2 separate regions of the Homo sapiens genome follow, and region 2 is linked to region 1. A link is a loop called in an ENCODE intact Hi-C map of the cell type or tissue named here. Cell type or tissue: GM12878. All regions are shown on one strand. Each heading gives the region's core, and the rest is flanking DNA. Links, peaks and the distances in the headings are about the cores only. Region 1 has its middle 48 kb from the start of LINC02543. Region 2 has its middle 42 kb from the start of LINC02543.

Region 1 (2,922 bases), core at 89-2,588:
GAAGTAATATTTTGAAGTAATGGTAAGATGGATAACCTAGTTACTCACTGATTTCCTAGACACAATAGCATGATATGCTCTCTGGAAAAGTAAACAAGTTTTATGAGGGGAAAAATGTACTTGATACACAGGGCCAGTATCAATTCTAGAAGTCCTGATGTTCCTAATAGGGTAAAGGAAGTTAAAAACTTATTTAAGGTTTTCCCATCTGTAGGTTAGACCCCATAAACTTCTTGTATATATTATTTCAGTTAGTTTAGCTGTATATTAGTTGTCTTTAAAATAACATGTAAATTTTAATATCCTATTTGGGAATGGAAGAAAGTATTTACATAGATACATAGATACAAAAAAATGCTTGAAAAGAAGCTTAATCTGATGAATTAAAGATGTGCGAGGTCTCTGCTTATCAGACTGACGAGGCTGGAAAAGATTAATATTTAGTGTTAATGTTGGCAAACAGTGCTGAGTGGGAGCATTAACTGGTCTCACTTCTCTGTAGAGCAACACAGCAACATTTGTCAAAAATATAAATAAATGTCTTTTTTACTCAGCAAATCTTCCAAGGATCTTTATGGGATAAATATTTGCAAAAGTGGATGAATATGCGTGTTCAAAAATCTTGATTGTAGCCTTGTAATAATGAAGTCATTGAGAACCATTTCAACATTGGCCAACAGAGGAGTGGATAAACACATTAAAATACATTCACAGGCGAGGCGCGGTGGTTCGTGCCTGTAATCTCAGCATTTTGGGAGGCCGTTGTGGGCAGATCACTCAAGGTCAGGAGTTTGAGACCAGCCTGGCCAACGTGGTGAGACCTCCGTCTCTACTAAAAATACAAAATTTAGCTGGACATGGTAGCACACACCTGTAATCCCAGCTACTTGGGAGGCTGAGGTGGGAGGATTGCATGAACCTGGGAGGCAGAGGTTGCAGTGAGCTGAGACCGCACCACTGCACTCCAGCCTGGGTGACAGAGTGAGACTCCATCTCAAAAAATAATAATAATAAAAAATGAAATAAAATACATTCACACCGCACATGCAAGCAGCTAAAAAATGAGTAAAGAGTGTACTCCTATGCAAGGATGTCACTTTCTTTATTTTTTACAGTTCCAGGACAATATATACATTATACACTTTTGTAATTAGCAACAAACAACATAATCGTATATCTAGATGTAGGTGTGGGTATGTGTTCGTAGATAAATGGGTGACTCAAACTACTGGCAGTGACCTCTAGGGAGGAGCTTGGGATTGGAACAAGGAAATATTTAAAATTTTTATTTTAATTTCTAACTTGCATTAAAAAAACTTTCATTATTAACATACTAAAAAAAGAGAAGTTTTAACATTTTCTTATAAAATAGTATGCAAATTACTCAGATTCCATTATAGTGCTACTGCATTCTAAAAGAGTTTGTCTGTCTCTTCAAATGCCTCCATTGATAATGCACATTTACCCGTATTTCCCACCAGTTATTTGAAAATCTGGAAAGAGCACTACACTGAAAGTCGGGATGTGTGAGTTCGAGTTTCTGTTGACCTGTCTGTTTGCAGATCAGTACTTTCACTTCTCTGAATCTCTAAAAATGGACCTTGGTAAGATGACTGATTTTCTAACTCTGCTCCCTGCAGACACAAGGAACTCTTCTCCACAAGCACCTACCACCCACCACCCTGCTTTTCAGCCAGAGCTGCTCTGGTTCTCTCTGTTTTATTCATTTTCATATCCACCTATGATTTTGTCTGATTCTGAGCAACAGTCATCTGAAAATATTCAGAAGAGATTATTTTAAGGCTTCTTCTAGAACCAATACTTCTTGCATCTCTAAAACCCAAGTGCTGATTAGGGGAGGCAGTCAACCCTTAAGTTTACTCCAGCTAGGAAGCTGCCTGTCTTCCTCATACATCGGGCCAGAAGCATAGACCTTCTGTATTTTTTTTCAGAATGTAAATTTGGGCTGTTGAGGCTGTAATGGAGATGAATGAGAAGAAACAAAGTGCATGTGTCACAACACAAGAGGCAAAGAGGGCTGCTGGGGAAACAAGGAATTCTTGATCTGCCCTTTCTTCAAATGACCACTGAGCCAGTTGGCATTAGTCTTGGCGTAATGATTTTGCTTGTTGTCTGTGAACATGCTCTGTTCAGAAATAATAGTTGGCAGGATGCCTTGAGAATACATTCACTAGGGAATTGTAATTCATGACTTACTGTTAAAGGTCACACCAGAAACTAGAACCAGCTCTTAATCAACAGCTGAATGGGAGAGGGCCAAGGCCTTATCTTCACTTTCAGAGCCATTGAAATTCAGTGCTTCAGGGGCAGCACCATTCAGCCCAGTAAATTGTGTATAATTTAATAATTTGGCCTCCCAGGGAGCCAAGAGGCCAAAGAAAGAGGCTGACATATCCAGTTTCTCAGAAAGAAACATTTAGTAGGGACTTAGGAACAGAAGCCATGTCTGTGTCTCGGGTGGTGGGAAAACAAGATGGTGGGTCCTGTGCCATTATCCCACAGACCAAGGGCTTATGCACCATAGGGGAGGAGTGATTCAGAAGGGATGTGTAGGACAATTGAAGTATGATAACAGCAACGTTGTTGGACCTAAGGGCAAGATTTATGGTAAGTACCTGCTCTCAGAAGGAACAGTAGATAAACTGGAAATTTTAGAGGCTTTCCCAGAACTGGAGTTAATGAGAAGCCAACATGCCAGATTAGAAATCTAAGATGGAGTTGCTTTGGCCTCCATGCCATCCTCTCAAGACACTAAATATGTCATAGTGAACTCATCTCTAACACCACTGTCTGCATCATGAGTGGCATCCAGTGGCTATGGAACTATTTGCCAAAGTAGGAATTGAAAAACAGTGTCAAGATGGAGCATTCATTTGTCACATTCCCATTTCACAGCCCAGA
Region 2 (2,922 bases), core at 204-2,703, 90 kb before region 1:
CTGTTCTCCTGACAGTGAGTGAATTCTCATGAGATATGATGGTTTAAAAGTGTGTGGCACTTCCCCCTTTGCTCTGTCTCCTGCCACCACGTGAAAAAGGTGCTTGCTTCCTTTTCACCTTCTGCCATGATTGCAAGTTACCTGAGGCCTTCCTGTCATGCTTCCTGTTAAGCCTGTGGAACTGTGAGTCAATTAAATATTTTTTCTTCATAAATTACCAAGTCTCAGGTAGTTCCTGATAGCAGTGTGAGAACAGGCTAATACACCTGCCAAGTTTTAGCATCTCAAACTGAGATACCAAAGCATAAGAGGCAGGTGTCAACTATTTTTTTAAATTAAGCTCTTGGGAGTTGCATAGCGCCCCCCACCCCCGCCAATTAAAATTCATTTTTCACTTTCCTCCATAAAAATGCTTACTTTTGTAATTAATCAGAGAGGAAGAAACCACCAGAAGCCTTCATTTGCTTGGCCTTTCTGGTTGGCCAGCTGTTCTTTGGACATTTGTGTGTTAAACTCCTGGAGGCAGAGTCTTCTTTTCCAAGCTCTCCTGTCTAGGTGCTGACTGCCTGCACTTTTGCTGCCCCATGGTCGTGTTGACTTGAGTTTCCAGAGGGGAGCTGATGTGGGGTATGTCCAGCCTATTCTGGACAAGAGGATGCAACACACTATTACACAAGTTGCCCACACACCAATTAGGCAAATAGTCTACTTTTGCAGGAATTAGACATTTCTTACATTGAGGAAAAGTTGTCCTGGCTGAGGCCTCCTGGTTTGCTCCAGTGGGAATCAAATTATTGGTTTGTAAGAGAACATTTCTGCAATTATCCCTGAAAGAGCACCATCTACCATCTTGTGGGCTACATTTTTTTTTCCCACTTGACTGTCTCTGTAGTTTTATTTGTTTTTAGTTTAGATTTTTTTTTAAACACAGCTTATTACCACTTTTTAAATCTGCATGAAAGTGGAAAATGGTTTTTCCTTATAAAAGACTGTGAGTATCAGGGTAACCTCTACTCTGCCTTCAAACAGGACTGAGATTACTGGCCACTCCCACTGCTGACCACTTTTGAAGTGCTTAGTGAGTTACGCCTGTGAACCTGTTAGCACCACGCTCCACGAGGGTCAAACATTTTCAAATGATCATAATGTGGTTGCTAAAGACACAGCCTCTGTGAGACTTGAAATGTCACAATTGTTTAAACAGTCCTGAGAAAATGACCCTGAAATCACATCCACCTGGGCGAAGCCCATTTCCCCTCCACTTGAAAGCACCACGGTACACACACACACACACCTCCAACATATACAGATGTTATCAGAACTCCAGAAAGCACCAAAACACTGCACTGCACACCACTTCATTTAATTAAAAAACCACTAGTTCTCAACCTCGGCTGCACATTACAATCCCCTGGGGAGCATGGCTACCTTTTGAACATTCTGATGTCCAGGACTGACAACCCAGAGGTTGTGATTTAATTGTTTTGGATAGGGCATGGTGACCAACTGTCCCTATATGCCCAGGACTGAGAAGTTTCCAGGATGTAGGACTTTCGGTGCTAAAACACAGAAGATTCCAGGAATCTGGGACTAGCTAGTCACCCTGGTGGAGACAGGCTGTTTTTGTAAATGTCCCTGGCGATTCTATTCTGCAGTGAGGGTTGAGAACCATTGGGCTAAACTTTCTCAACTTTAACCCACATGCTGAGGACAAGTAACTTAAAACTTGAGAAAATATTGTTCTTTTGTAGAGGATTTCTTTTTTCATACTACTACTAATAAAGAGACCCTCTGTAAATGAGTCCTGGCCAACTGGTGCCTTGCCTTCCCTTCAAGGGCCCCAAAAGAGTCACTGTTCCTGGGAGCAGCTTGCTATTTCCTCCCCTCACTGGGCAGAAATCCACACAATGAGCCCCTCTGTTAAAGTAAGGAGGGAATATGGAGTTGATTATTTTATAATTAAAGAAGACTCTGGGGGAGATGTTTTGCTCAGGAGCCCAGCATTCCAAACTGGGTCACTGTGAGCTGGAGCTGTCATCAGCCCTAACCAGCAGGAAATACCAAGCAGAGCAGATATTCTTTCTTTACTTTTCAGTTGACTTTCACGTGACTTGTTTACATCCAGCAAGGCTTGTAATAATGCCTTGTTTATATCCATCATCTTCCTCCTGAGTTGCCAAGCTGGGAATGGAAGAAGAGCATGTATACCTGGGAAACTTCTAGACATACTGTGGCTCTCAACCCTGGTATCATATTAAATCAGCTGGGAAGCTTTTAAGAATCCAGATGCTCAGGCCCAACCCCCATTCAATTAGGTCAGGATCTCTGGGGGTGGGAACCAGGAAATGCTTTCTGAAATCTCCCCCGGGGCATTATAACATATAGCCAGGGCTGAGAATCACTGCTTTAGAGTACTGATTCTCAAGGTGTGGACTCGGAACTAGCTGCATCAGCATCACCTGGCAACTTGTTAGAAATGCACATTCTCAGGGCCCATCCTGGACCTACTGAATCAGAGACTGTGAGGATAGTCCCCGGCAATTGATTTTAACAAGTCTTAGGTAATTCTCAGGCATGATAAAATTGAGAACCAGTCTGGATGACAAGGCTGTAATATTATTTTTTTTAATCTGCTGGGATACTTCCACTGTGAGCTGTTGCCTCTTATTTTCTTATCTGCAGCAAAACCCAAATTTCTCTTTTGATGACTGTCAGAAATAACATGGTTATTCCTGGCTCACCTGGGATGAAAAAACACAGATGACACACCTGGGTCTCTATGCTTATTTCTGGTCTGGGAACCAACAAAGCAATCTTATGAATAGCCATATGAAGCAGTGGAGGCAAATTATTTGGTTTCCTCTAATTAAGTCATCTGCTTTAGCATTGTCTTACAGGGTACAACTTTCTAGTCTTCTGCTG

What was found. Hi-C counts contacts between places; a loop is a spot of excess contacts. Peaks named below come from ENCODE experiments on the same cell type or tissue, not always from the same donor. Only the 100,000 strongest peaks of a DNase experiment are listed, where the experiment ranks them.
Region 2: a loop joins it to region 1, with 3 times the contacts of the local background. A loop is called at or near these places in 2 of 110 quality-filtered maps.

The regions. Positions count from the first base shown.
Region 1 is chr6:16,041,754-16,044,675 of GRCh38, forward strand. No RefSeq gene overlaps it. Among named protein-coding and RNA genes, the nearest start is that of LINC02543, 48 kb to the left of the region's middle. RefSeq lists a silencer at 1,501-1,560. In GM12878, for the core only: no CTCF peak of the experiment used is centred there; DNase peaks (open chromatin) are centred at 1,618 and 2,171; H3K27ac peaks cover 1,114 bases.
Region 2 is chr6:15,951,346-15,954,267 of GRCh38, forward strand. No RefSeq gene overlaps it. Among named protein-coding and RNA genes, the nearest start is that of LINC02543, 42 kb to the right of the region's middle. In GM12878, for the core only: no CTCF peak of the experiment used is centred there; a DNase peak (open chromatin) is centred at 1,360.